Linked DNA regions of Mus musculus: all the other regions are linked to region 2. Evidence: chromatin loops called from intact Hi-C (ENCODE). Cell type or tissue: heart. All regions are shown on one strand. Links, peaks and the distances in the headings refer to the core of each region. The heading gives the core; the rest is flanking DNA.

What was found. A loop is a pair of places that touch in the nucleus more often than their neighbours do. Peaks named below come from ENCODE experiments on the same cell type or tissue, not always from the same donor. Only the 100,000 strongest peaks of a DNase experiment are listed, where the experiment ranks them.
Region 1: it touches region 2 in a loop (3-fold over the local background); 2 of 42 quality-filtered maps call a loop at or near these places.
Region 3: a loop joins it to region 2, with 3 times the contacts of the local background. A loop is called at or near these places in 7 of 42 quality-filtered maps.
Region 4: a loop joins it to region 2, with 3 times the contacts of the local background. A loop is called at or near these places in 7 of 42 quality-filtered maps.
Region 5: a loop joins it to region 2, with 6 times the contacts of the local background. A loop is called at or near these places in 3 of 42 quality-filtered maps.
Region 6: a loop joins it to region 2, with 6 times the contacts of the local background. A loop is called at or near these places in 13 of 42 quality-filtered maps.
Region 7: it touches region 2 in a loop (3-fold over the local background); 2 of 42 quality-filtered maps call a loop at or near these places.

What each region holds. Positions count from the first base shown.
Region 1 is chr1:71,651,412-71,655,733 of GRCm38, reverse strand. It overlaps Fn1 (fibronectin 1), which reads left to right and starts at 2,500. Exons shown (of 46, transcript NM_010233.2): 1 at 2,500-2,902; 2 at 4,085-4,213. The coding sequence starts at 2,752. It overlaps Apol7d (apolipoprotein L 7d), which reads right to left and starts at 2,399. Exons shown (of 4, transcript NR_040308.1): 1 at 2,348-2,399. In heart, for the core only: no CTCF peak of the experiment used is centred there; a DNase peak (open chromatin) is centred at 2,433; H3K4me3 peaks cover 2,965 bases; H3K27ac peaks cover 3,248 bases.
Region 2 is chr1:72,121,466-72,125,787 of GRCm38, reverse strand. Gm4319 (predicted gene 4319) reads left to right here and starts at 2,030. Exons shown (of 3, transcript NR_166632.1): 1 at 2,030-2,251. In heart, for the core only: a CTCF peak has its summit at 1,939 (motif pointing right); a DNase peak (open chromatin) is centred at 1,947.
Region 3 is chr1:71,572,794-71,577,115 of GRCm38, reverse strand. Atic (5-aminoimidazole-4-carboxamide ribonucleotide formyltransferase/IMP cyclohydrolase) reads right to left here. Exons shown (of 16, transcript NM_026195.3): 12 at 4,080-4,208; 13 at 983-1,075; 14 at 317-499. Among named protein-coding and RNA genes, the nearest start is that of Atic, 18 kb to the right of the region's middle. In heart, for the core only: no CTCF peak of the experiment used is centred there; no DNase peak of the experiment used is centred there.
Region 4 is chr1:71,583,114-71,587,435 of GRCm38, reverse strand. It overlaps Fn1 (fibronectin 1), which reads left to right. Exons shown (of 46, transcript NM_010233.2): 45 at 493-606; 46 at 1,153-1,963. The coding sequence ends at 1,224. Among named protein-coding and RNA genes, the nearest start is that of Atic, 28 kb to the right of the region's middle. In heart, for the core only: no CTCF peak of the experiment used is centred there; no DNase peak of the experiment used is centred there.
Region 5 is chr1:70,125,707-70,130,028 of GRCm38, reverse strand. The region is part of intron 11 of Spag16 (sperm associated antigen 16); the gene reads right to left. Among named protein-coding and RNA genes, the nearest start is that of Gm23879, 170 kb to the right of the region's middle. In heart, for the core only: a CTCF peak has its summit at 1,797 (motif pointing left); no DNase peak of the experiment used is centred there.
Region 6 is chr1:71,503,868-71,508,189 of GRCm38, reverse strand. No RefSeq gene overlaps it. Among named protein-coding and RNA genes, the nearest start is that of Atic, 51 kb to the left of the region's middle. In heart, for the core only: a CTCF peak has its summit at 2,130 (motif pointing right); no DNase peak of the experiment used is centred there.
Region 7 is chr1:71,642,940-71,647,261 of GRCm38, reverse strand. Fn1 (fibronectin 1) reads left to right here. Exons shown (of 46, transcript NM_010233.2): 6 at 1,560-1,715; 7 at 4,111-4,302. Among named protein-coding and RNA genes, the nearest start is that of Fn1, 8.1 kb to the left of the region's middle. In heart, for the core only: no CTCF peak of the experiment used is centred there; no DNase peak of the experiment used is centred there.

The DNA.
Region 1 (4,322 bases), core at 211-4,210, 470 kb after region 2:
ACAGTAGCAACAACAAAAACACCCAAAACAAAAACCCAAGAGTTTGGTGAGGTATAATTTCAACTGATTCCCTAGAATTAGAGTTACAGATGGTTGTGGGTGGTCATGGTCATGTGGTTGCTGGGAACAGAACCTGGGTCCCCTGGAAGAGCAGCCTGTGCTCTAACCATTGAGTCATCTCTCCAGCTCCCTGACCCCCAACTGTAGTCTTTAAGATTTCATTACCTCTGAGTTAGAGATAATCGACTTGAATTGGAAGAGATCTGGATGGGGGAAGGCTACCGTAGCAGGGCCAGTTTACCTTAATTAAGAAAATATCTCCATGTCCCAAATCAAAACCAAAACACAACTTTCAAGTCAAAGCATTCCTATAAAATTCAGCCAAATATTTCTGCTTGTGGGCCACCAGAGACATTTTCTATGGGACTGAAAGAGAAAACTTTCTTCTGAAATGTAAAGTGGGTTCCCCACAAACCTTTCCAATAAGTATATTATTTTAAAGTATTTTGAGTACGGTAAATACACCAAACTATCATATTTTTGTGACAAAATTCTTTTCTAACCACTTATTTCCTTCCTCCAGAATCTACCATATTTGTGGAAAGCCTTCCCTTCGGGTTTATCTAGCAAGCATCCTGATTTCCAGGTATCCTTCTCCCCCCCTGGAGAGAGCACTTCCCAGAAGTTCACTGTTTTACAAGGAGCCCTTTTATATCTGAAAGAGAAAACCGTTTTGTCAAGGGATGATGAGAAATTCCAAAAAAACTAACTCAGACGGGATTCTAAATTTGGGGGAATGTATGGCACTGGTTCAACCCTGAGTGTTGGTCACAAAGATTCTTGACTTATTTTACACTGCTTGTAAGAAACTGGTATTTGCTGTGGGTTTTTTTTGTGTGTGTGTGTGTGTGTGTTTGTTTTGTTTTTAGTTCTTTACATCAATAAAGATAAATGTTAATTTTGTGTCTTTAATGTGTTGAGGATTTTATAAAGCACACAAATTCAAATTATCCAAGAACCTGGTACAAACAACATATTTTGCTAGCTAGTAGCTTTAATATGTTCTCAAAGCAAAGGAGACCATGCGCCTAACCGAGGGAGAAAGCCAAGTTTGGGGTTCGGATCTGCTACTCTGAAAATAGTGGGCTTCTTGAAGGTCTTTTTGAAGCCCTACCAAAGCAACTGGGCTTGTGTGTGTCTGAAAGGTTAAAAAAAAAAAAAAAAAAAAGACCAACGTGTTAGAGCTGCTGGCTTCAGGGGGACGTCTCCTATTCCCTTTTCAACTTCAGTAGTGTAGGAAGTCCAGAGAATTTTCAGTGGAACTTTATACATTCTTGGAGCAGATAACAATTGAAATATAAAAAATCTGGCAGCGGGGGAGGGGTGGATAGTGGAATTCTGCCATGACTGCGAAGTCTGAAAATAAAATAAAATAAAATAAAATAAACGCCCGGACACATGCAAGGGGATTCGGGGTAAAGTCTGGAGGGAGGCAAGACATTAAATCTTTGTACCCATCCTCACCCCAACTCCCCCTTCAGAGGCCACCTAGGTTTGAGTGCAGATGGCCCAGTGAACGTGGCATGGACGGGAAGGGTCCCCCCGCCCCCCTTCATCAGCCAGTTCAACTTTTCCCCTTCTTAAGCTGTTCACTACTGCCCTTTTAAAAGAAACGGGCACCCCATCCCCAGGAAAGGAAAACTGTGCTTCACGACTTAGAAAAGAAACTTTCTGTTGCTTCCTCTTAGAGAGAAACTTGGTCCTGTGAGTTTCTCTGGAATCTGTAGAGCGCCGCGCGGAACCGAGGGCTGTGGAAGCTCAGGGAAGGGGGTCACCTCTGCCACGCGCTCACTCTCTCCCAGGCTCTTCCTTGAAACCTGGCAGGTACTGCGTGGAGAAACCGAGGTCTGAGCCTACCTAACACCATAAAGGCAAAGATAGGGGACCCTAGGCGGCGCCCAGGACCCAGGAAAAGCACCCAGAAGGAGCCGCCCCGCCCCGGGGCTGCAAAAGTGAAGTTTGGATTCCTACAGGGACAAGGTGGTGGCCACTTTATGACTTTTTCCCTTCCCACAAAATACACTCTGGTGTGCACAGACTTTTCTCAGAGGTGACGCAATGTTCTCAAACACCACCACAGCCACCAATTTAAAAAAAAAAAAGTTAAGAGATGAGGGGGGTAAGCCTTACCACCCCAGGCTTCCTTAGGCTCCAGCCCCTCCCTCCCTTTCCTTCGAGTCTACATCACTTTACAGCCGTTTCCCATCCCTACCCCCAATCCTCCTCCCAAAAGTTTGACGACCGCAAAGGAAACCAGAAAGGGGAAAAAAGTTCTCTAGTCCCAGACCTGGCGGGAGATCAGCATCTCTTTTGTTCGGGGCGAACCCACCGTACCCCGTGACGTCACCCGGACTCTGGGCCAATAGGCGCGCGGTCGGCGGCGGCTGCGGCGGCAGGAGGGGCGGGAGGAGTCGGACCGGACCCTCCTCCCCGGCGCGCAGGGCCTCGTGGGGGGCGGGAAGGTACTGTCCCATATAAGCCTCTGCTCTTGGGGCTCAACCGCTCGCACCCGCTGCGCTGCACAGGGGGAGAAAAGGAGCCCAGGGTGTGAGCCGGACAACTTCTGGTCCTCTCCTTCCATCTCCTTACCGGCGTCCCCACCTCAGGACTTTTCCCGCAGGCTGCGAGGGGACCCACAGTTCGTGGCCACTTGCCTCCTGGGGAGGGCGACTCTCCTCCCATCCACTCAAGATGCTCAGGGGTCCGGGACCCGGGCGGCTGCTGCTGCTGGCAGTCCTGTGCCTGGGGACCTCGGTGCGCTGCACCGAAGCCGGGAAGAGCAAGAGGCAGGCTCAGCAAATCGTGCAGCCTCAATCCCCGGTGGCTGTCAGTCAGAGCAAGCGTGAGTACCGACAGTCTGGTTCAAACCGGCCGGCGGCAGGGATGGGTTGGTCCTCAAGCGCCCGCTCAAGTTGTGGCTAAAGTTTTTGCGCGCGTGCGTGGCTGTGCGAACGTGTGTGAGTGCGCGCTTTATCGAGGGAAACCAGCTGTGGACACAAAAGGCTTAGGTCTGAACAGGCTGGTTGCTGGTGAAGTGGAGGTAGGGACCGTCTGTTCTTCCCCTCAAGTGCGCTAACAAATTCTACACCTTCAGTTCGCCCTTCCAGGAACCAAAACGTGTGAAAGAGAAAAGAGACACGAACTTACAAATTTTACATCAGAGATTATTGTGGTTCCCCTGATCCTTATTTTCTTTATCAGCAAATAGCTGGTTAAATATTTAACACGGGGAGGAGGTGAGACTATCTAAATAGGTAGTTTCTTACCAACTTGAAAGAGATGTTAGTTGGCTCAGTGCTTTGGGGGGGGGGGGGTAGCCTAGGATTCTTTCCCCAAGAGCAAGGATAGCCATTTCTCTTCCAGTTTTTCAGAGACACACTCTTCCTTTATCTTGGGCTAGAGGAAAATTTAAAAGTTCTCCCTCCTTTTTTTCTTTTTCTTTTCTTTTCTTTTCTTTTCTTTTTTTTTTCTTTTTTTTTTTTTTTTTTTTTTTTTGCCATGATCTCACACTGTAGCCTAAGCTAGCCTGGCATTCTCCTGTGTTGTCCAGGCTTGTGTGTTCAACTTGGGAGCAATTCTTCTGCCTCAGTTTCTACAGAGCTGGGGTTATTGGCATAGTCATCAAGACACCCAACTTAAGTTTTCTTTCTTGTCTTTTTGTTGTTGTTGTTAAGAGTATTGAAGCCCTCAGGATTTAAAAGTAATTTCTATTTCTGGCCTCTCAGAGTGTTTCAAGTCTGCTGAGGTAGTTCCCCTGCCCATAAGGACATGACGTCATTGTATAACTTTTACCCAAGTTAAAAGATAAGAAGGAAAAAACCCCTAAACATCCATCTACATAAACAATGCTTAAATCTTTGATTAGCTAGTTTCCACATCTGAACTTTAGTGGAATATTGCTTTTAAGAGTTTTTTTGTTTGTGCAGGCTCACCAAGTCAGTTGGCAAAATTCAGTAGTTTTGTAGGGGAAAAAAGAGAGGGAGGGATGGAACTGTTAATAACTTTCCCCATCAATTCTTCGCAGCTGGCTGTTTTGACAATGGGAAGCACTATCAGATAAATCAGCAGTGGGAACGGACCTACCTAGGCAACGCCCTGGTTTGTACCTGCTATGGAGGAAGCCGGGGTTTTAACTGCGAGAGCAAGCCTGAGCGTAAGTGGAAGGCAGTCTGGGCCCTGGCAGAGATGATGCTCTAAGTAAAACCACATTTGCCTTCTCCTCCTCCCTGCTCCAGTCGCTTGTAATTCCCTCTTATTAGACT
Region 2 (4,322 bases), core at 215-4,214:
CCATGTACTCTGCCTTCCCCGTGGCAACAACTCGGCCATGGGCTGCAGCCAATCAGGGAGTGATACGTCCTAGGCGAAGGATAACTCTCCTAAATAGGGACGGGGTTTCGCTTTCGTTTTTGGGTTTGAGTTTTGCACTCTTGCTCCTGAAGATGTAAGCAATAAAGTTTTGCCGCAGAAGATTCTGGTTTGTTGTGTCTTTCCTGGCCGGTCGTGAGAACGCGTGTAAGACACATTTATCGTCTTTCTTCTTGGTTTTAGAATATCTTCATGTATCAAGTGTAAACATTAGGTTTATTTATACTCCAGTACATATTATATGTGTAGTCTAAAGGCAGCTAATACTTTAAAAAAATAATATTTATTTACTTATTAGTTATATATGTAAGTAGCTGTCTTCAGACTCACCAGAAGAGGGCGTCAGATCCCATTATGGATGGTTGTGAGCCACTGTGTGGTTGCTGGGATTTGAACTCAGGACCTTTGGAAGAGCAGTCTTTAAGTGCTCTTACCCACTGAGCCATCTTGCCAGCCCCTAATGCATTTTTGTTTTCTTTAAACTCCAGCCCTAGAGGATCCCACAGTGTCTTCTGACATCTTTGGGCACTAGGCAAGCACATGGCACACAGACATGCAGGCAAAACACCATGCGCATAAAATAAATTTAAAACGTATTTTCATTCTATATGTATGAATCTTTTCCCTGTACGTATGTTAGTGTAATGTATGGTACCTGAAGAGAGACCCTGGAACTGGAATTACTGACAGTTGTAAGCCATCATGTGGATGCTGCCATCATGCAGAGTTCTTTGCAAGAGCAGCAAATCTCTTACCTGCCGGGCCGTTTCTCCAGCCACTGATTTTTTTTTTTAAATTTTTGAGACAAGATCTTGGTAGGTAATTTAGATTGGCCAGTTAGCCCAGGTTGGCCTCAAATGTGAAGATCTTTCTGCCTCTTATTCTTATGTTTCTTTTTTATTATGAATGTTTAATCCATGCTAATAAGCACCCGTGTCTGTTTGCTGGGTATATCTCCTTTAAAAGCACATGAATAATAACATTGTACCTTCAGGTTATAAAAGTGAAATGAATCTAAAGAACTCAACAGTAGGACCATTATCAGGGGCTAGCAGCTTCCTTTGCTAAGCATGTATCTCATTTTATTTTGTGTTTGAGACCAAGTATTCTGCCTAGACTGGTCTTGAACTTGTGAGCTCAAGTGGTCCTCTCACCTCTCAGCCTCCAAGCAGCTGGGACTTCCAGTGTCCACTGTCACATCTGACTAGGCACTTATCTCTTGGAGTACCTACTGTGTGTGGCTGTACTAGTCGTGAAAATAAAACAGTCTCTGGTCTTACGGAATCTATATCATTACTACCGTCATTATTGTTAATCTAATTTGAATTATTTTGGTTGTGAGCCTAGCCCTTAATGTCTGAGCCATCTCTCCAGACCTAATTTGTGTTATTTTTGAAGAAAGCAATGAGGTATTGTTTAAGAACGGATAGCGATCATATTTTTATTTTATCTGGAAAAGCAGGCTCAAAATTTTAGTTTTGTTTTCGTTCCTTTGCAGGAGTAGATAGTCACCTCTAAAGACCCGTTAGGATCGGAGCCTGTTGACGTCCCCTCAGCCCCAGACCTTTTTTTCCCCTTTCCCACAGCCCTGCACTGTTGTTCCCCCCCGCAGAGCTCAGTCCGCGCTGCCTGCTCACAGGCTTCAGTGATGAATTCTGCTGTGAGCACCGTTTTCAGTAGAATTGCCTACATAATCAGAAATTATTATCGATGTTCTCAACTGTTTACTAATGTGGCAGTGAGTATGATTTGTGCTCTAATGCTCCCCCCCCCCCCCAAAGCCCATTTACGTTGTAAATGTAGCTCTGCGCTGACTCCCGAGTTCACCGTGCTAACCGCAGCTCGGAGGACGGCCAGCAGATGGCAGCAGAGACTCATGGATGTGCTTCCTCACCTAGGAGTCAGCGCTCTTGCAAAAGGCTTTTCAACTGTGCAGACTCTAAAACCGAACGTATCCCCCACCCCTTATAAACATCTCAGACATGTATACGACCATCTCTGTATGTTTAACAGACCAGGAACTCTCTACCCCTCCACCCGAGGCATGTTAAGTGATCTGTCTGGTACTGTGTGTGACCAAGTTTGCTTATAGAGGTCACATATCCCTTCAGAGATGCCAGGACATTGTTGCTGATTGACCCATAATATTAGCTTGGCAGTGATTAACAAGAAGGTAAGATGGTCCCTCCCTTGCTGGGGGTGGTTTTCAGCATTCATATTCATAGGTGTGTTGACAGTTTGTAAATGAATTTTGTTTCCTTGCCTTTTTTTTTTTTTTTTTTTTTTCCTCTGCAAGGGTTACTGGGATATAGGCTTGTTGCCCAGGTAGAAGTGAAGACCCTCTCTACTGTCCCTGTGGTTTCTCTACAGGGTCTTCTTGAAAAAATACTGTTTATGCTGCTTGATCCACAGAATGCAGGCCACTCCATGCCCTGTGTGGATTTTCCAGCCAGTTTGACGGGCAGGGAAATTTGCAGGTTCATAGAAATTCACAATAAAGCGTATTTTCTAGTGTCAGCTCTCAGATAAGCCAAAGTTTCAAAGGCAGCAAGGGGTGTCGTGGCAACTATGTGGATCTGCTCCGGTAAATGGTGGCATCTCCTGTGCTGGACCTGGTTCTGTAAGTTTCAGGGCCAGGGAAAAATGAGACAGAACAGCTTCCCAAGTTATTGGGCCTTCAAGATGGTGACAACAGAGGATTATATCAAGTCTAATCTTCTGAGGAGAGCCACAAGTGACAGTACAGGTTTAGTGTCAATGAAATCAGTTTTCTCTTTCCTCTGCCCCCTTTCTCTGTGTATGTGTGTATGAGAAAAGAGGGTGGGGCCGGGGTAGTAGGAGATGATCTTTCTTTTCCTTTTCTTTTTAAAGATCTATCTATCTATCTATCTATCTATCTATCTATCTATCTATCTATCTATCTATTTATTTTATGTATATGAGCACACTGTAGCTGTACAGATGGTTGTGAGCCTTCATGTGGTTGTTAGGAACTGAATTGAATTTTTAGGACCTCTGCTTGCTCTGTCCGCCCCACTCGCTCTGGCCGGCTCCACTCTCTCAATCCCTGCTTGCTCCGGCCCAAAGATTCATCTATTATGCACTGTAAGTACACTGTAGCTGTCTTCAGACACACCAGAAGAGGACATCAGATCTCATTACGGGTGGTTGTAAGTCACGGTGTGGTTGCTGGGATTTGAACTCAGGACCTTCGGAAAAGCAGTGAGTGTGCTCTTACCTGCTGAGCCATCTCGCCAGCCCTGAGGATTTTTCAAAATTCTGCTTTTGTTGTATATACTCTGAATGGCAGCAATTTCTAGCTTTAGCATTATTGGCATTCTAGAACAGGATTCTTCATTGCGGGCCGTGATCGGTGGTCCCTTCGGATGTGCTCAGCGGCGTCATCGATGTTCGCTGCATCCTAGTTGCCAGCTCCCAGTCTGCCACGGCTGCTGTGAAAATCAAGACATATCCTTTAGACACTGTCAAATATCCCGGTGGGACAAGATCTCCCTGATTGATGTCCCCTGCTTTAAGGTTTAGAACACTTCCAAGGACAGCTTCATCTCCTCTCTCGCTTCCACCCTGCAGGGCATAAGGAAAATAATAAAGGCCCGTAGGGGTGGAATTCCAAACATCCACCGCGGGCAGATCTATCTGTGGAGTTTAAGGCGCACCCTGACATTCTGCACATGCTCCGTTTGTCCCAGTTGCCTTGCGCGGATATACTTTCCTCGCGATGTCTGTTCTCTGAGCTCTGAAAATGTATCCTTTAATCTCGGGCTCAGAAAACCCCTTGACTGTGGAAGGAGACACCAAAGGCCTTCCAGTGACAGGCAGGGAGAGGGCGGTTTGGATTACTAATTTGCTTTCACTTCTTAGCCTGTTTTTCCTTCCCAGGGCTGTTCCTCTGTAGACCTTGAGTATGAATAATTCCGGGTAGCCTGAGGGGAGAAGCAGGAGGCCGCCTTGTAGGGCTGTTTGTACTGTAATGAAATAGAAAGTTTAAAAGCCTAAGTGAAGCCTGTGCGTTTGGAAATGGCGGGAGGTCCAGCATGCGCTTTAAAAATTACTCAGAAAACTGACAAACTCTTGAAGGTGGGGAGAGAAATTGCCTACTTCACTTTTGGAAGATGTCCCTCCCCACCCGGGGTTGAACAGCCCCCACACATTGAGCCGGAGCACAGGGCGTCCCAACCAATTAAATACTCATGGAGATGCACTCTTAACTCTATATTTGAGTT
Region 3 (4,322 bases), core at 240-4,239, 550 kb after region 2:
CTCAAGTCTAATGTCACCTCTGCTGACACTAGGGGATGCTGGCAGATGGAGAAGAACAGCCCTGCAGTGACAATATTATAACCCATAGGGGAAGTACGGGCCTATAAAATTAATCCGAATTCATTACCCAGGAAGCAGAGGTTTGTGGTTCAGAGGTTTGTGGGCGCAGCAGTGAGGTTGACAGGGGTGAGGAAGGTGTTTTAAGCATTTCACACTACTGAGGGTTTTGAGAAGCCTCTCTGTGGTAGGATGGTGGAAGACTGTCATACATGAGACGACCGCAACACGGTCCACTGGGAAGCCAATCAGTCCGCACCTCACCGATAGTGCCGGTCACATACTGATCAATCGCATTGGAGATCTCTGCTCTCTTCACCCCGGCTTTAAACTTCATGGACAGCACTCGTGGGTGGTGCCGAAGCCACCAAGAGTTTGCCTTATCACCTGCAAGGCGAGTGCAGTGTATCCGAGACTGCTGTCCTGCTCCGATGCCAATAACCTAAGGAACACGGACGTTAGCAATCAATGACATTTCTCCCGCAACACTGTCTTTTCAAAGAATGACAGTAGTGAAGCTTCCACTCTGAGTGGCTTTGCTGGCTCTGGAGATCCTGCCCAAGGACCAGAGACCACAGTCTGTCAGGATTTAGTGACTAAAACTGGCAAACTTCATAGCTGGCAACCATGAAAATCCTGAAAGGCTCTTCTGATGAGCTGTGTGTGAGTGTGTGTGTGTGTGTGTGTGTGTGTGTGTGTGTAAACCAGTCTTACTAGCCCCACCCGAGGCAGCTTCCTCTAAGCAGGAACCAGTGTACCCAAGTGCAGTACTTGGCTCTGGCTAGTTTTCAAGTCTACTAAGGTGCTGAGTAAATCCTGACTGACACAGCAGGAAGAGAAACTTGGCAAATCTCCCTTTCCCGGCACCAAGGCTTTTGCCTACTGTTCTGTTCTGCTTACTCTTCTGTCCCAACAGCTTGGTTACCTGCCCATCCTTGGCATAGCACACCGAATTAGACTGAGTATACTTGACAGCGACGGTGGCGACAATGAGGTCTCTGAGTGCAGACTCCGGCAGCTGAAACAAACAGGACAGCTAAGTCTCACCAGGCTTTAGAAATCTCTTGATTTTAAGGTACGGATATAATGTGACAGACCTAATACAGTTAGGTCCCTCAGTGACAGCCAGATGGACAAATTATGCTGCACAGTCATACTTTACTCAAGACTGAACCACGTGAGCACAGCTGTGACTACTGCAGTGCACTCTCTGCAGTCCCATGTGTCACTCTCACACTGATAACAACCATTCAGCAACACAATGAGACACGCTCTTCATTTGAAAATGACAATACTTTTTGGTTGGAATTTCTTTAACTGAGGATATAAGATTCAGGATCAGAACTAACATGAAGATTAATTTTCATATACGTTGTGCACTGCTATGATGTACATATAACCACTGCTATTCTGGAAAAGTCAAATTATAGTATTTCTTGCTTTGCCGAAAACATTTTAAGAAGCTATTTAAAAATATTTTAAAATTTAAAAATATTTTGCACCTGGTGGCAATGATGCACCTTTAATTCCAGTACCTGGCAGGTGGATGTCTGTGAGTTCAAGGTCAGCCTGGTGTACACAAAGAAATAGTTTTGGAAATAAATAATTTTTTTTTTTTTGCAAACTCTAAAGCCAACATTCAGCATTAAGTCTGTAAAACGTCACCTTTGGTACAAATTAGCAAGGAGAACAATGAAGCAAGTGTGCACTCTAAGCATGCGAAGGGTGTCAGCTACAGACAGCTACACTAGCTACAAAAAAGATACAGGAGGCCTGCAGTCCCAGCAATCAGCACTCAGAGGTCAATGAAGGATGACCTGGGCTTCAAGGCCAGCCCAGACTACACACACACACACACACACACACACACACACAGAAGAATGAAGTTATGTTGCTTGTGAAAAAAATGAATGTAACTGAGGATAATCATATTAAGTAAATAACTTAACCACTCTCAGAAACACAAATATTCTATTTTGCTTGTGCTCCCTAGATCTATAGATATATAAAATCATGAATCCACAGTATGTACAATATGAAAGAAGAAAAAACTGTCTATGGGAAGAAAGAGAAGAGAGTGGGGAGGACTAAAAGGGGGAGAGGGGGAGAATGTATGGTTAAATACAATATCCACTGTATGCATGAAAATGTCCTTATGTTATACAGTATCATATATATTGAGTACATGCAATGAAAATTTAAAAATAAAGAAAAAGATAAGCTTGGCTTCATCCGAATGAAGCTTCTACTCTGCAAAAGGGAAACGGGATAAAGAATGTAGGAGAGAGAACTCAACAACTGCACGTGAACCCACACTTCTTACATCTCAACATCTGAAGATTAGTTTTAAAAGATTTTCAGGGGAACGAGCAGGGTTGTGGGAGGGGGGTGACCAGGAGGGGGGCAGTGAGTGGGATGTAAAGTAAATAAGTAAAATAATAAAAAAATGGTTTAAAAAAAATATATATATATATATTATTCTAACATTATATATTAACATCACTAATATACCCTTCATCTTTTGTTTTGAGCCATCCAGTACACATGACTCTATAGAAAATAGCCTCTCAGAAGTCCACTTCAAATATACCCCTGGCACTCTGAGTTAGATCAAAGACGATGAGCAATGCCTGTGGGGCGGATGGAAGCAAACTCCCCACTGAAGCCCAATCTTATTTTTAAAGGGGGGAGACTTCAGATCTCTTTTATCTTTTACTCTAGCTACAATGGCCTCTTGTAAGTAGACCAGTGCCCCTCCAGAAGCACAGAAAAGCCAGACGCACAGCAAAGATTCAGAGAAAAAAACTGAGGAAGGAAACAGTGAGCTCAACAATCTGAACATTTCCCAAGAGGAGAGGGTGAGAGAGCCCCGCTGGATTTCAGAAGCTTACACGGTGCTGGGGTAATGCAAGATCAGAGGGCACAAGAGCTGGATCTGAGCCGGCTTCTGTAGAGCTGAACCACAGACAGACAGACAGACAGACAGACCATCCCTCACAAACACCAAAGCCTAAGTTTCAAATCAGCTCAGTCCTTCACAAGGTATGAGCCATGTTGCTTCACCTGCCTGCCAGGAGCATAATCAATTTCTGGGGAAAAAAAAATCACAGACTCTCAAAACACCTGCACATCCAATGCCCAGCACTGAATAAGAAGTCCAGGCACGACAGCAGGTAAGCCAGGAAGCAGTCCTTCAAACTGAAGGCTCAATAGCTCAGGGACTAAGGCCTGGCTCAGACTCTGTGGTCAGTCCCAACACACACACACACACACACACACACGCACACACACACACACACACACCGCTACCCTCTTATTCATTTCCCTATCTTGTAACTTTAGACAGATGTAACTGTTCTCTGTCCCAGTTCTATAATCTGTACAGTAGAGGATGGTCCTCTCCCATAATGCACTGTGACTGAATGGAAGACTGCATGTGAGCGATTCTCCCCATATCATCAGTGTCTCAAGAATAGACTCTTGTACAGGGCGACAAAGGACACGACCTGAATATCGGAGAGCACAGATCATACTCGGGTTGTCAGGTGGCTTTTCACTGAAGCAGAGCATCATTTATCACTACAGAAAAACATCTGTGCCGGGCAGTGGTGGTGCACGCCTTTAATCCCAGCACTCGGGAGGCAGAGGCAGGCGGATTTCTGAGTTCGAGGCCAGCCTGGTCTACAGAGTGAGTTCCAGGACAGCCAGGGCTACACAGAGAAACCCTGTCTTGAAAAATCCGGAAAAAAACAAAACAAAACAAAACATCCATGACCTAACGCATGCATAGAGTTGCAGAAGACACGAGCTTACTTAGGTATGACTAAAGATACTTATTTCTATTTAAGTACATAAACACATAAGCTTCTAATGTGTCAGGCATACCTGACAATTCAAAGATGAGCTAGCTGCTTGCATATCTATCCATTTACAAATATGGTTGGACCCTAATAAAGAATAAGCTTACATATACTGAAGACAGACATGCTATTAACTTTTAGTTTACATACTTCCAAACTTACATCTTTATTCTTGGTGACAATATTGCTAAATAATGACTTGTCAACGACACCATTATTTCTCTTCTGGCTTAAACGAAGACCAAAGAGTGTTCGAACTTCATTTTCATCTGGTTTGTAGGACTGGTCCATCTGAGACACAAATTAAAAAAATTGTAAGTATTATATCTACAATCCCAAATTTTACACACACAAAAATTCATTCTTGCGGGTATGAAGGTACATGCATGTGGCCCCAGAACCTGG
Region 4 (4,322 bases), core at 197-4,196, 540 kb after region 2:
CCACCTCTGGCCAGAGCTAAGGCTATATAGTATAGGTTAGGGAGGTTTTAGAAGGGACTGGAAAGAGAATGTGGCCAGGTACCCAGTTCTACCTGGGACCCACGGCGTCCTTTCTGGTTCCTTCCAAGTCATTCCTCTCCTTCACCAGAAAGTGATGGCATTTGTCCCCACACTCTCAAGTCACTGTGACTGATTTCGCAGCCCTAGGGGTCTGTGAGAAATCTTCCACCTAGAGCAGAAAGCCTACCAAGGAGGAAGGTAGGACCAAAGATGAGAAGAGCAAAAGAAGTGAGGAGGATATTTCAGCGGAAAGGAAAGCATATGTAGACAGATGAATAAGCCAAGATCTATTGTAAGAGTTACGACTGTACACAGGCATCATTGCAGTCTCCTGATTAACTGCTTGTACTGCTGATGGGCAAGAGCTGAAACTCAGTCATGATACCCTCAGGTTATCCTAAACCCCATTTAACTTCGTGTCTTTCCTCTCAGGGCTGGCGCTGTGACAACTGCCGTAGACCTGGGGCTGCTGAACCCAGTCCCGATGGCACCACCGGCCACACCTACAACCAGTATACACAGAGATACAATCAGAGAACAAACACTGTAAGTGTACACATATCCCCACCCACCCCCACCACCGTGACTCTCCCTGCATGCAGCCAGGGGCAGGTGGATAGATGCTTTTCTTGAATGAACCAAATGAGTTTTATTTGGAGATAAGTCTTTTGCTCATGAGTCCAGTCCTCAGGACCCATCCATGTAAAAGAGCTAGGCGCTACAGCAAGTGCTTATAATCTCCTCACTGAGGAGGTAGAAATAGGGTGTGGGTGGTGTCCCTGGGGCTGTCTGGCCAGCCACTGTAGCCTTGTTAATGAACTTCAGGCTCATGAACAAAGCAGACAGCATTTGCTTGATTAAAGTTAACTCTTGGCTCCTTATACACACAAAGTCATGAATTAATTATAACTCGTTATAATTTACTAAATCCCTAAGCATTGTCTATTGCTCAGTACATTGCTAGTCTTTTGAAACTATTTATCCTTCCTATAAAACACCTGTGACACAAATCTCCACTCAACCCTCCCCGAAACACACACACTTTTGGTTTTCCGAGTATTTGCTACTAATGTTTGTCTTCTATTTTGACAGAACGTAAATTGCCCCATTGAGTGCTTCATGCCGCTAGATGTGCAAGCTGACAGAGACGATTCTCGAGAGTAATCTTTCCAGCCCCACCCTACAAGTGTCTCTCTACCAAGGTCAATCCACACCCCAGTGATGTTAGCAGACCCTCCATCTTTGAGTGGTCCTTTCACCCTTAAGCCTTTTGCTCTGGAGCCATGTTCTCAGCTTCAGCACAATTTACAGCTTCTCCAAGCATCGCCCCGTGGGATGTTTTGAGACTTCTCTCCTCAATGGTGACAGTTGGTCACCCTGTTCTGCTTCAGGGTTTCAGTACTGCTCAGTGTTGTTTAAGAGAATCAAAAGTTCTTATGGTTTGGTCTGGGATCAATAGGGAAACACAGGTAGCCAACTAGGAGGAAATGTACTGAATGCTAGTACCCAAGACCTTGAGCAGGAAAGTCACCCAGACACCTCTGCTTTCTTTTGCCATCTGACCTGCAGCACTGTCAGGACATGGCCTGTGGCTGTGTGTTCAAACACCCCTCCCACAGGACTCACTTTGTCCCAACAATTCAGATTGCCTAGAAATACCTTTCTCTTACCTGTTTGTTATTTATCAATTTTTCCCAGTATTTTTATACGGAAAAAATTGTATTGAAGACACTTTGTATGCAGTTGATAAGAGGAATTCAGTATAATTATGGTTGGTGATTATTTTTATAAGCACATGCCAACGCTTTACTACTGTGGAAAGACAAGTGTTTTAATAAAAAGATTTACATTCCATGATGTGGACGTCATTTCTTTTTTTTTTTAACATCATGTGTTTGGAGAGAAAAATTGTCTTCATGCATGTCCTTTTTCTTTTCGATGCTACAAGCATGTGAAGAGGCACTGTGTTGGGCTGGGGTGGTTTCTGCACATGAGCGCCTGCCTGGCCTTACAGAAGCACTGATACTTTGCGTCATTTTGTGTCCTCACTTGTGGTTCTGCCTTATCAGATTTAAATGGATTCAAATGTGGGCTAAGCTTGCTAGCTAGCACGTTAGGAGTATAAAGGAAATAAGATTCGTGTGTGTGTGTGTGTGTGTGTGTACATACATACAAGTGTGTGTGTAGCTGCTCATGAAAATCAGGAGGCCAGAAGGGGATGCTGGGTCCCTTAGAGCTGGATACAAGTGTTTGTGAGATAGATACTGGGATTTGAACTCATAACAGAGCGGCAAATGCCCTCACCTCTCCAGCCCTATAGTTCTGTTTAATCATCACAGGCCTTTGCTTCTTTGAATGAACACCTATTCAGGTAGATCACTTGCAAGGAAAACAGGATTCTGAGCTGTTCCAATGATTTGAATGGCGTTCTGCTTGGGGGCCCCCGTGCTATGGCATGAGTCTAGCCCATTCAGGTTAGCTGACACTTGGAGTCTGAGTTGAACTCCCAGCTCAGTTTACTTACATACAGTTGGTCTGCAAAAGTAATTTCCTTTTCAATGAACAAGATTTAGAAAATTGAATTTTTATATTGAACCTGGGGTATATAGTATGGAACCTATGGTTCAATGGTAGAGCACTTTGCTAGAATGGTGGAGGTTTTAGGTTCACTCCTACCTAAAATATCTGTCATTTGGAATAGTAAATAGCACAGAAAAACAGTAGAAAGTTCATTATCGTCTTAGTTACTATCCTGTTGCTGTGAAAAGACACAATGGCCAATGTAACTTTTAAAAAGGGAAGTAAGTGGAGGCTTGCTTATAGTTTCAGGGGGTGAGTCCATGATGTGGCAGGCACAGTAGCAGCGGCCTATCTCCTCCAACAAGGCTCCACCGCCAACGAAGATGCCTAATGCTTACCAGTTAACCAGCTGGGGACCAAGCATGAGTCTATGGGGGTGGGGGACAGCATTCTCATTCAAACTACCACAATTATTAATTAGCAAAAAATTCAAAACTACTTTAAAATACACTAATATTCAGTGAAGAGCACTTTTGTAAATTCTTGGCAAGGAACACATTCAGAACAATGTCTTTCCTGGTTCATTTGCTGGAAGAACACACTAGGTCACCTGGATTGATTGGACTTTAGTTCTCATTTGGAGGAGGTTTCAAGCGCTAATTTTGCAGAGTCCAGCTGATAGGAGCTTTCCTTACAGACAGTAGGCCCAGCCCCCAAGCTGTCGCTTGTTCAACTTCTCCATCCCAATAGTTGGCAAGCTAGCTGCAGTGTATCCATCAAAACGACAGAAGAGCGGGGCTGTCAGTTTACACCTTCAATCCCATTGCTTAGGAGGTCGAAGCAGGAATATTGTCATGAATCTGGACAGTTCTAGGCTAAGCCTGGGCTTTGGCATGTGAGATCTTGTCTTAAAAAAAAACAACAAGCCGGGCACCAGTGGTAGTAGTGCACGCTTTTAATCCCAGCACTTGGGAGGCAGAGGCAGGCGAATTTCTGAGTTCGAGGCCAGCCTGGTCTACAAAGTGAGTTCCAGGACAACCAGGGCTGTACAGAGAAACCCTGTCTCGAAAAACAAACAAACAAACAAACAAACAAAAACAGAACAAAAGAAAAACACAACAGAATACTAGGTATGATGGCACACAACTGTAATCCTAAATATTATGAAGTCTGGGTAGGAGACTGTTGAGTTGGAGGCCGGCCTGAATTTGGGCTACATGGCCAAACTAGGCTACATGACAATGTCTTAAAGAACAGGACTGGAGATGGGGTCGAGTTGGCAGAGCGCTAGTGTATATGTGAAGACACCCTGTGCTCAATCATTACTGCATGCATGTGGTAGTGCGTGCTTGCACTCCTAGCACTAGGGAAGTGAGGTAGGGTCAGAAGTTCAAGGTAATCAACTACATGGGGAGCTAGGGGCCACCCTGGGTTACATGAGACCCAGGTTCCCCCACTACCATTCAACCCATAGAAGTACACAGATCCAGGTGCCATTAAATAGCTGTCTGACATGGTGTGTGCGCTTGCATGCATGTGCGCGAGCGTGTGTGTGTGTGTGTGTGTGTGTGTGTGTGTGTGTGTGTGTGTGTGTGTCGTAACTTCATTGAAGGAAGTCTTCATCTGAAGTTCCTTGAAAGAAGGCAGCAGAGCTGGCAGGGTGGGAATCACATTCATAAGCGAAGTGGTCAAGAAAGCAACTCAGCTTGATTTTGCTTCATTGTTAACAACATAAACCTCAG
Region 5 (4,322 bases), core at 251-4,250, 2.0 Mb after region 2:
CCTCCTTAGAATTGGGAACAAAACACCCATGGAAGGAGTTACAAAGACAAAGTTTGGAGCTGAGATGAAAGGATGGACCATCTAGAGAAGATAATTTTTTATGACTAAGAGAAAATATGAGATTCACCTGTGCCTTAAGGCCTTCAATGTGGCCTAAGGATATGTACAGCCTTGACATCTGGCGAAAGCAAGAAGGCTGTAGATCATTACTCTGTCTCCTTCCCATTCAATTCTTAAACATCAGATCACATGGCTAAATCACCGTTTTCAGCAAAGGCCATAGACATAATCCCTAGTTATTCCAGTGGAAATGGTTTCAACTCCTCGTCAGCAGGTAAACTTCTTACAAAAGCAATTAACATATATTGTTGGAACCAGGATTCACATACACAGTTATAAAGCTTCATGGTTGTAGCTCCTGCTTGCTAACTGCTTGGGACTACAGCCCTGCCCCCATGCAAAGTATAGAGCTGTGTTCTCCTGTCTTGGGCTATAAGTGTTCTTACAAGTGATCTGCTGTTGCTTTTGCTTTTCAGTGTTCAGTAGGTTTTATGGACAGAGGTTTGACTGCCAATGGAGTATGACTCCGTATGTCCATCATCAATTGAACACATTGTAAGCAGAAAATTCATATAGTGAATCCAACTATCACACACTACGACTTACTTGTTAAAGTCTACTTTTGAAACATGTTCAAAACACTGTTGTCTTCATCTGGCAAAAAATAAGTGTGATTTCTAATACAGTGTGACTACCTCATGTAATCTATTGACCACTTGTGTCTAGAAGCCAATGGCTACACTGTTCACTGTATGGTGTCTCTGTTCTTTCTCTTGGCAGCCAATGATTGACTGCATGATGGCTCAATGCTGCTATAGACCAGCATCTTGAGAGAGTATTTTTCTGAATTATGGCTAGCCTAGAGAAAGGATCAAATATGTAAGATTTACTGAGTATATACTCTTTTGCCACCGTCATAATGTTGAAAAATTGTAGGTTGAACGATTTAAGTCAGGACCATCAGTATTCACACTACTACCAAATTACTGTAAGGCAAGAATCCCTTATTTTTGTACAAGCTCCAGTGATAGTTCATTCTTCCATTCCATTTCTCAGATATTATGATTACAAGTCTTGCCTGTTCACCGAAAAACAAACAGTTCAGGAAGTCTGCATTTCTTTAAAAATATTTCCCTAATTACATTCTTTTAAAAACATAATACCACAGGATGAATGGTACTGAATATTCCTATCCAATGCAACCTTACAAAAAAAAATTTTCAGCACCAATTAACTGGCAAACACACGGTTCACTGAAACAACTGTGAACTTTGAAATACAATTGGGAGAAAAGACCCAGGAATTCGAAAAAAAAAAGTTCTCCATGTTTTTTTCAAGGTGTTCTCCTGGTTTTCAGTGACATCTGGTAGGTGTGAAAGAGGTGAAGTTACAGTTGTTCTTTATACCAAGGCCAAGATCAGTTTTAGATCAAATTGTACTTCTGTTTGGATGATTCTACTCTATGGAGTACCAGGCTAACAGGAAGCAAGAAGAATACAAACACATATCTTCAATGATTGTGTGGTTCTTTGAAATAGCAGTCAAATCAGGGGAGGGAGGAAGCCATGCAAAATTCTAATTAAAATCTTTCCTTTACAAAGCTTTTAGTAAAAGCAACTTTAGATAATTATAGTATAGAGATAATGCTAAGCAAATGCACTAATCTGATGTTTGCCGCATAACTTAAGGCTAAACTTACATTGATATTCAGATCTATGTTGGAAATTGCCGCCCCCTGCTGTCCATTTGTAAACTCTGCTTCAGATGCAGGTAGAAATCTATGGGTAAGTATGGGTAAACCCTATTTATTTAGGGTGTGTCTAGAACCATCAAGTCTTAGCAGACAATCCTGTACACATTCCCAAGTGCATTTTCTGCCTAAAGCCCTCAAAAACCCTGGCAGGAAGTGGTTGTAGGTGAGATGTTAGAATGGGAAATGGGAAGGAACGATGGTTTGGCATTGGAGAGCCGGTGTTATGATCTGTTTCTGCATCATAAACAGCAAACAAACAACACCAGCCTTGTCTGTTCAGGTAAAACCAGAAGGAACCAAAGTGCTGCCTATTAAGATCTGTCTTGTTTTCATCTTTGGGGATCTGGAAGACAACTCCTGGGGCAGAAAAGAGTCTTTTCCCAGATGGTCTCTCACTGCCTTCAAGAGAGCTACTACTGTTCAGTAGGAGTGCCCGAGGAACTGATTAGAGTGAAGGCCTGACACTGAAGGGGCCTGCAGCTAAATTAAGGGAAAGTCCTGAGACAAAGAGGGGAGCCTGTAGCTTCAGATTACTTTATTATATGTTATTGTGTATGGGTGCTTTGCGTGTCTGTAGATCTGTGCACCAGTCTGTATGTCTGATGTCTGTGGGTGTCCGAAAGGGATGTCTGATCTCCTGGAATTGGAGTTTCATGTGGTTATGAACTGCATTGGGGGTTCTGGGACTGAATGAATATCCCTGGAAAGGCAGCCTGTGTTGTTGACTGCTGAGCCATCTCTCCAATACTACTCACTGCATGGTTCTTTCTTATAATGACTTTCAAGAAAAAAAGATCTCATCCTGTTTGTTCCACACTCTGATCACAAAGAATTTAGTATGTTTTGTTTGAGAGAGCTGAATGAAATTGCAAGCTATTAAATATTATTATTATAAATTATAATACCATGTAATTCTGACAGATTGACTTACAGTAAATATTATTATTTGAGTCTCCACATTCAACTGAATTGCTTATAGTAAACTACAGCTGTTTAAACATTCCAACCTCTATCAGGTAAAGACAAGTAGCCATGACTTCTGAAGTAAATGACCAATTTTCAAAATCCATAGAAACAGGGTCAACATAAAGAACTGCCTTCAGATCACAGCTCTACTTATAAATGATATCTGTAACTAATAAATATGAGGGCAGTTAATATGTTACATATCAAATTATGCATAGCACTGTAACATAAGTGACTGTTTTCATTTTCGTAAAACTCAACTACTAAAGATGGAATGGAGATATCCTTTAAAATTATAACTATTTTCAGCTATCTTTTCATATTTAGTTATGCAATAAATTAGCTTTATGATAATATTAATTTAAGCTTATTGCAGAATTTAAAGCTAAAGGAAAATGTATAAAGTAACTACTGTATTCCCATCATAGCCACTGATCCTGATGGGTGGGTGCATCCTGTTTAAGTCTGACTCTCTCTCTGCACCGTCTGAAATGAGTGTCTGTGAACATGCTTTCACACTTACTATGCCAGACGATAGTCCCTAGTCTGTGCTCTGCTTTTCCCCAAACCAACAGTACTGTAGATGCTAGATCAACATGGCTACATTTGACAAGAGTCTATACCATTCCAGTGTAGACAAGGATGTTTTCATGCCCATGTTCTTGATATTTGAATTTGTCCACCCTATTATTTCCTAACATGGCCTGAATTTATTTTGCATTAATACTGCAAGTCTGTTTGCTTAAATAAGCATTTTAAGAACTAGAGTCATTTTAATTCATCTAAAACACTATTTTGATATGATCTTTTTATTCTAGAAATAATATTAAACTTTTTCTACTTAATGGTTTATAAGTAAAATGATTGTTATAAAACAGTAGAAATACATAGAGCATTAAAAACTATGCTATTCAGATACTATCATGAGCTTGGTGTTACTTGAGTCCTTGAAGGATGGAGAGGATATGAGTTTAAAAGAAAATGATTTAACTTTTATGATTAAACATATACAAATGAGTATGATCAATAAACATAAGGCAAAAGCAAAGAATTATATTATCCTGATATTCAGAAACAGAGAAAATAGAAGACTCACTGGAGAGAATTACAGATTTTGGAGGAGCAATGCTGAGAGGCTAAACAATGTGCTCTGACATTTCATCTGAAATGCATTGCAATGAGACAACAGTCAGCTGTGTGTGTGTGTTTGTGTGTGTGTGTGTGTGTGTGTGTGTGTGTGTGTGTGTGTGTGTGTGTATTTAATGTATATTGGTGTGACATGATCTGAAATAGAAACAGATAATACAAGGTGAGGGATGAAAAACATGCATGCCTTCATGACTCAAAAGGACAGAGAAGCTAAAAGCTGCAAATATAGGGCCATGTGGAGGACACAGGCAGAATCAGTTACTCTCATCACAGAAGAGATCTGCAAACAGGAGCAAAGTGATCAGCAGTGATACTTGACATATGGTACAGTGGAAGAGATTCTCTCGTGGCATAAATCTACACAAGAAGGGTTGTCAATGGGTTGTCTATGGAC
Region 6 (4,322 bases), core at 97-4,096, 620 kb after region 2:
CTTTTTTGTCAATGGCCTAACAAAGAAAATAATCTTCCCGTAGATATTCTTACTCTGGTGGCAAAAAGGCAACTATCTACTTATCTACCCGAGATGGAGGACATGGCTCGGCACGGAAAGGGCACTTGCTGCCAAGATGGGTGACCTTGAGTTTGATACCATCTCGCATACCAGCTCCCTAAGTAAGTAAATAAATAAAGGCCTAAGTGACTAAGACCTGGTGAGGAGGTGGGGACCCGACTAGGCTTTCCTTTGGAGGTCAGGGTGGCCTGGGGATGGGAAACCAGGAACAAGAGACAGATGAAAGCTCGCTTGGTGTTGGGAGGCACAGTTTCTGGTTAGGAAGAAGTCATTTTAATGGAACAAGTCAAAAAAATAATAAAATAAAAAAATCCTGAGGAACCCAGTTCCTCCGGAGACTTCAGGCTGAGAATGACAGGATCTTGCCCGTTTTTTTTTTCCCACTATGAGAGTTCTGTCCTTCGTTGGTCCAAAGCTGAGCTAACCAGGTCCTCACAAATTAACATTTTTTTAGGAAAAGCTGAGCCCAGGCAGGCCCTGACCTTTGAGGTAGAAACTCCAGGAGCCAAAAAATGCACAGTCGGGCAGTGCTGAGGTCATCCCTGAGCGTCTGGGCCTGCCCTCCACCTCCCCCAGGTGACCTGGAAGCTGGTCCTTCAGCTCAGCCTCCCTTCCATTGCGCCTGCGCCTGCGCTGCGCCATTTCCCTAGGGTTCCACTTCATCCCTGCTGCTTTGCATTGTGATGGGCTGGGCTGAGAGGCAGCCCTGAATGCTCTGGGAGGCTCTGCTGCTGCAGCCACAAGCGGGAATCAATTAAGCAGCAATTCGGTTCAGGCTCTCAGGCAATGACATAGCTGGCTTCACGCTGACTTTGTTATATATGAGATCCCCAAAGAGAATAATACCTTATCTAAACTTTCATTATATTTTATAGTACAATGACTATGGATCGATAATAAATTTTGTTCTAATATAACATTAGTTTCAGAAGAATTTCCCCTTTTTCTATCGTGAAATCAAATTATAACCATAAAGATAAAAGCTTTCTTCTTAAGAACTCTGTGAAGAGAACAATAGTCTGTTCAAGATTAATATTTTAACTTATTTAAATTATTGCTTGGTGAATTTGTACAATACAGAATTAAATATTCTATTCAGAAACTATACTTGTATGTTTGATAATAGTAACACTTTTTACAACGCTAATGAAACCCTATCTGATATTACTTAAGTGGAATAATTTAGTGTTTTATTAATTTTTTAAAAGGTTAAAAAAGAATGTCAAATATATAAACAAGAATGGAAGATACAAAATGGGAATCAATTATCTTTGTACATATACATTATCTAGCCTTATACACTTGACCTGCTGTGGAGGAACTGATGGCATAGATGTGTTAGAGAGGCAGTCTTTGATCTTTACCCCATCTCTTAGCCTCCCCTCCCCTTGGAGGAAATGACTATCGTGAATTTAGTGTTCCTCATTCCATGATTTGCATATTTTACTATTCCGAGGTAGAAACTCCAGTGTTAGTTTGTGTACCGCCCTATCATTCTCCATCTTTATCTTTAAATCAGAATTTCAGACAGGTACAAGCTGGGACACTGCTAGACAAACATTTAGCTTGGGCTACACAGCCTTCAGGTGTGATATGAGCCCCTAAAGTTAGCAGTGTGTGCACATTTTTATTCAGGGAAAAAGATCCAGTCGCCAATTCCATTTTTGATCTGACTTGCCTGCTACCTTCTTTATTTGCTTTGAATACATTTCTTTTTAATGTTGTAGGCTTACAAAGGGGCTGTACTCCTCTTGCTCATATAAAAGGTCACAGTTGATACTCCCACACCAAGATAAGGTTAACAGAGAAAAGTATTTGATCTGCTTTATAATCAGAGTGGTTGTCTTTCTTCCTCACGTTGAAATTTCATTAAACCAGCTTTTCTAACCACAGTGCATGATTTATTCCCTTTAGTTTGTTCTAAATGGTCTTTCTGGATGCAGCATTGTAAAACACGGATATAATACTCTTGCTAGTCTGATTTCTCATTTGGGGGGAGGAAGGTTTAATGATCCATGGATCGGGCTCTGCGCTATTTAATAAGACTGCAGATACCATTCTGAACGCTAGAGGGCACTACCACAACTAAAAACACAAGGCAGCTCTTTTTCTTTCTTTTCTTTCTTTCTTTCTTTCTTTCTTTCTTTCTTTCTTTCTTTCTTTCTTTCTTTCTTTCTTTCTTTCTTTCTTTCTCTCTCTCTCTCTCTCTCTCTCTCTCTCTCTCTCTCTCTCTCTCTCTCTCTCTTTCTTTCTTTCTTTCTTTCCTCTCTCTCTCTCTCTCCTTCCTTCCTTCCTTCTTTCCTTCCTTCCTTCCTTCCTTTCTTTTTGACGCATGTGTTTTTTACACGGTGGGGGGGGGCGCTTGCATGAGCTTCACATATTTATTTCTGTTTATGGATGCTTGTGTCGAGTTTCTAATGTTTCAAAACCTTCATGTTCAAGCTTTAATGCTACTAGTCTCAGGAAGCACGGGCAAAACAAGTCGGATAGAGATTTATATGGAGTCACCCTGCAGCTGGATGCTGGCTACTTTTCTTGTTATGGAAGTTTTAAGACATCTGTTGTTGATCAGTTAGTTGATACCTTTATTAATAAGATGTTTGATTCTTGAGTTTACATAGACGAAGACAACATCTTCATTTAAGTCTGAAATCCATCTGTCATTATTTTAAGTAATTGTGGTCTGCCATCATCACTGGAGAGCATCCCACATCAGTGTTAGGAGATCGCTGTGGGCATTTTGTATCCTGAGAGCTGAGCTGTTGGGCCTCCTGCAGAAAGCAGCTATTTCATGGGACCTTTTCCATCCTCCTCCTGCTTGCCCGTGTCTGTAGGTGGGCAGCTAAGGGAGGAAGAATCAATTTTCTTTGAACTACTCAAGGGCTTTTTATGTGTTAATTGCCAATTAAGAGTCACGAAAAGCCAATGGAAATACAGTATTCACATCACCACATTGAAACCACTCATATTTCTAAAGCACTTCACAATTCACAAAGGATTATCTGCCCTGAAGTCCAACAATGACCCCTGGATATACAAAGTTAACATAGTTTTCCTAACTATGGGTTGGAAAACCCATGAATTGCAGCGTGACACAGTATAGACTACTGACTACCTTGGCTAGCCCTGGGCATGTTGAGAGTCCAGGGAGACTACAGACCTCCGAGGGGCGGTGCTTCCAATGGTCTTATTATAAAGCTGATATGCTTACCCGTTCACTAATTCCTTTCCTAATTTTTAATAAATTTATCTTTTTGACATTATAGAGCCTGTGAACTCCTTCTTGCCTATCATAAAGAGTCACAGTAGACACCCCATACCAAGAGAAAGGCAGAAGACATTTGCGTAAATTTATTTGATCTGATCTTCCAAGACAGAGGGCCAAAGTAAACTGTGTGCTTAAAATCCTGTATGTTGACTGCACAAAACAATAGGTTTCTGACATTTTTTTTTGCGCATGTATATAATATGCTCATATCTATTCCCATTGGCTTATCTTTCCTGCTCTCTCCCTCTCACTGGGTCTCTTGCTGTTCTCAAACAGTCTCAGTTTTACATTCAAGTCTTAAAGAGAAATCTAGACTTCACATATGAGGGAAAATCTGTGCCACTGACTTCCTGAGCCTGGCTTGTTTTGCTGAATATGGTGATCTCTGGCTCAATCCGTTTTCCTGTGAATGCCCAGATCGCGTTCTTTGGCTGAGCAATACTCCACTGTATATGTAGGCCCTTTATTTGCACATCCGTCCACAACAGCCAAGTGGATCCCATAACTTGGTTGTTGTGAACAGTACACTCTGATGAGCTGGGCGGGGGGGGGGGGGATCTCTGCTGTGTGTCGTCTTGGATTCCCTGGGGGATAATTAATTATATGATACAAACTGCCCATTTTTATTTATCAGCCCAGAAAAGCAAGGCCAACTGTTTAGGGTTGTAAATGGGTACAGATGATGTGATTGACAGGTAGCAGGTTAGGGAGGGAACGGGCCAAGTCTGTCAGCTTCTTCTTGGGCTCTTGTGTGGCCTGCCTTCTTCCCACTTATATGACACAGTCTTGCTATCCACCTCAGCAAGACAGTCAAGAGGATTTTTGTGACCACCTCCAAGTCAGAAAGACAACAGATTACGAAAGACAACATAACATCAACATCTCAAGGCTTTGTTCTTTGCTTTGGGGGAAAGAGGTTGTAGTTTCCATGACCTGGCTTGGGGAAGTGAAATCCTAGTTCCGTGTGGCCTGC
Region 7 (4,322 bases), core at 105-4,104, 480 kb after region 2:
AACTCCTAATGCTGAGCTTTGTAAGTGATTAATACATGAGCCTTCCTCATCTTTGACCTACTAAGTGTTCTCTGAAGGCTGATGCCCAGTTCGTATTTCCCTCCCCATATTGCCACATACAAAGTAAGTACTTATAAAATTTTGTTGATCACATGCTATTTGTTTGAGAAACTTTGCATGCTGTCAGAAGGGTTTTAAATGATAGGTAAGAGTCTGAATTAGATTTCTTTCTACATGTGTTTATTTTGTGTGTGGAGGTGGGAGGCACACACGCCACAGTGTGCATGTGGAGGGCAAAGGACAGTTTGGACCGCGCAGGGTGCAGTGACCTCAGGTTGTCAGGTTTGGTGGCAAGGTTCTTTACTCACTAAGCCAGCTCAGTGGCTCAGAATTAGATGTCTAATTTGTCTTCAATGAAAATACTGCCACAAACGACTTGGAAGACTGAAGCTCATCACAGTTTTAAATCAAAAGATCTAAGGATCCTATAAGTTTGGGGGAAACATTTGATCTTTTTCCATGACTTATTTTTGTGTGGCAAAGAATTTGAACTTGGGTGGTATTTTTAATTACTAGTTTAAGCTGGATAAACAAAACACATTCAAGATATCTAGATTTGACTTTTTTTTTTTTTGCATGCGTTTTAAAATTCATGCTTCAGCAAATTCCAAGGCTGTTGTTAGTTTGAAATTCTAAATGGAACTTTGAAGGCAGAAGCAGCAATTAAGACTTCAAGACAATCTTAGAAGCGGGAGGGAAGAAGGATGCCTGGGGCCAGCTTTTTACAAGGATAATAAGAGACAGCATCCTTAACTCCAGAAGAGACCTTTTAACCGTGGGATAAGCCATTTTGTCGTTGCTATTGGTTATTGTCACTGTTATTATTACAATTACTATTATACAGGGAGGATTCTCATAAGCCCAGGCTGGCCTAGAACTTACTGTGTTGCTGAGAGAGACCTTGGGCTCTTAACACTCCTGCTCCTACCTCCCAGACGCTGGGGTTAACCACGTGGGTGACTTTGTAATTGTAAAACAGGTGGTTTTGGGTGGGGCAAGAAAAGAGAACCTTCTAGCCAGAGAAGTTGTTTTTCCACAGGAATACTTTTACATAACAAGTGGAGAGATTGGTGTGGTTAACTTTTTAGCTTCCCTGGGGCAGTCGGAAGAGACCTGCCTCCTTATTGTTTATTGAAAGGAGGGCCATGGGCTGTAATTACAGAAAAAGGTCTGGAAGACACTGAGGAGTAAAGAGTAGATTGCCAGATAATTAATTGAGTCAAAGAACCAATGTAGAAAATCTTAATTTTTTTTAATCAATAAAAGACACTGAATAGTATTTTTTCTTTTTTTCCTTTGGCAAATGGAGAGGTAGGGCTGTACTGTAACGAACCGGGTATCTGAATTTTAATATATGCATCACCAGCACTGGGTAGGATGTACTAACACCAACAACAGCCACTCAGAAGCATTCAACTGCAGCATTCCCATCTTAGTGTGGATGGCTGCGTGTCGGTTACTAGATAACTTCTATATTCAATGCTTCTCTCCTGAAACAGACAGATGCAACGATCAGGACACCCGGACATCCTATAGGATTGGAGACACGTGGAGCAAGAAGGACAACCGAGGAAACCTGCTTCAGTGTGTCTGCACAGGCAATGGCAGAGGGGAGTGGAAGTGTGAGCGACATGCTCTACAAAGTGCTTCAGCCGGTGAGGCGCTGGGACCGGGGACAGCTCCACGCCAGGGTGATTTATAGCGTTTCAGCTAAGAAGCTGGAATCGTTCACATAACTGTTTAAAAATATTCATTCTATATTGTGAACAAAGTTGAGTGGAATGAAGTTGAGACGTGCCTTTAGCACAGAGGGCTGGGTTGGAAAGCATAGTGTACTCTGGTCATGGCTCTATTAGTATAGGCTTTGGCTTATGAGCATGAGACTCAGAGTTCAGTCTAGAACCAAAGTAAATATCCAAGTGTGATGGTGTTATCCCAGCACCAAGAAGGTGGAGGCAGGAGGATACCTGGGGATTACAGACCAGCCAGCTTACACTACTTTGGAAGTGTGGGGGTGGTTCCAGGTTAGTGAGATGGTGTGGCTGGCCAGCCCACTTTTCTTGGGGGAGTTGGGGGAAGTTGTGTTCTAGGTTTGTGAAAGATGGTGTCATAGAAAACAAGATGGCTCTGGGCATAATCCCTGCCTTCTACATGCACAAGCTCTCCACACGCATGCGCACATAGATAATGTGCATGCACCCTCCCTCACATGGACAAGCAATAGTGAGTGAATGTGTGGTATGTACTTGGAATCCTCAAGCCCTGGGTTCAGTTCCCAGCACCCTCCCAAAACACCCCAATAATTATTATATAAATTTAAAAGAATAACTAAAACAAAGAAAGGTATTTGTATGTATCTTGGATGCTTGGTCAGAGTCTGAGGAAGGGGTCGGAGCACTTGCCAACCATGCGCAAAGCCCTGGTTCTGGTTCCCCATCACTAAATAAAAGGAGGGTGTGTTGTGCCTGCGATTCCAGGGATCAGGAAGTAGAGGGACGGAGGATCAGAAGTCCAGAGTCAGCCTTGGCTACGTAGTGAGTTCTAGTCAAACCTGCTCAATGTGGCTCAGTGGGTAAGAGCACCCAACTGCTCTTCCGAAGGTCCAGAGTTCAAATCCCAGCAACCACATGGTGGCTCACAACCACCCGTAACGAGATCTGACGCCCTCTTCTGGTGTGTCTGAAGACAGCTATGGTGTACTTACATGTAATAAATAAATAAATCTTTAAAAAAAAATAAAAAAAAAAAAAGATGCTGTCTCTCATGCACACACACATCGGAAGAAGGAAGTGCAGCTCTTGTGGGTGGTACCTTCCCGCTATTGCGCTCTGGGTTTCCATCTAGCTTTTACTGTGTGATAGTCCAGCCTTGTTACTTAGCCTCTTAGCAGTCAGTCATTCAGGCAATAGTAATTAGATTTTTTTCCCCTTTTGACGAGTTTATCTGGACCTAATTAATCCTTGTGAAAGCAAACAAGGTTACATTTGATGATCTCTACATTATCCAATTATCATCGATAAAAACAGCTATTGGCCATAAGGCAGAGGAAGAACAGTTACGAATGTCAGTCGACTGAACTACATGAAGGATTAACTGAGCTAACTGGGATTAAACAATACGTGTTAACTATTTTTATGGCATCACTAATATACCGAGGTGTTTCACTATTAAAGGGTTTGAGAAACACTGTTAAACGAAACAACCTCTTCTAGGAGGGCCTTGCCGTCCTTCTGTATGGTGGGCCTTGACACCATTGGCGTCCTCTGTCTGAGTTCTCTTTGGGTATTTGTGCTCGTCAGCGCTGGGGGAAGAGGCTAGATTCATTCTAGAAGCTCTTCCGCTGCCATACGGACTCTGACCTTCAAAAGCCAGATTTCTAAAAGAGAAGCTAGCACAATCTGTTGTGTTAACTATCCGAGGAAACTTGTGAGGATTGGTTGCTTCTAGGAAAACAAACAGACATCCTAAGGAATTCTGCTGAGCACCGACACCCAGGAAGAGGGATAACTTAGGAAATCCGTAGCTCTCCAGGGTGTCCTCCTGAGAGCCAAGTTTTAGAGAAGGCAGGATATCCCCTGTGGGTCTTCAGGGGTCTCTCAGGAAGAGGAAAGGCCACACACAGAGCATATGAGAGCTATGAGGGAAGACAGGCAAGGCAGACCATTTCAGATGAGTGGGGAGCCATAGGGAGAAGGCAGGAGCATGGTACCCAGGAATGATGAGCAGCTCAGTGGGTTGAAGCTTAGAACAGGGCAGGGAAGGCTAGCAGCCAGGCGGGAGGGGAGAGTGGTAGAGGGGTGTGGAGCTCACAGATGGATCGCTTCCTAGCGTGACTGAAGGTTTGTGAAAGATAACCTGTTGTGTTGTGCGGCAGGATAATGTTGTCGCTTAGATGTGCTGTTCAGGTGTGGCTCCGATGAGGATTATATGAGGAGTCTTGTGAACCACTTCTTGGGCTGAGTGCGGAAGTTCCGGGTCAAGCCAAGAAGACTCTGGACTCATTGACTTCTCCCTTCCAGTTTTATAACTTTTTCATTCTCCTGCCCTTAGGATCTGGCTCCTTCACTGATGTCCGAACAGCTATTTACCAACCGCAGACTCACCCCCAGCCCGCTCCCTACGGCCACTGTGTCACCGACAGTGGTGTGGTCTACTCTGTGGGAATGCAGTGGCTGAAGTCGCAAGGAAACAAGCAAATGCTGTGCACGTGCCTGGGCAATGGCGTCAGCTGCCAGGAGACAGGTAGGCACCATCTGCCCACG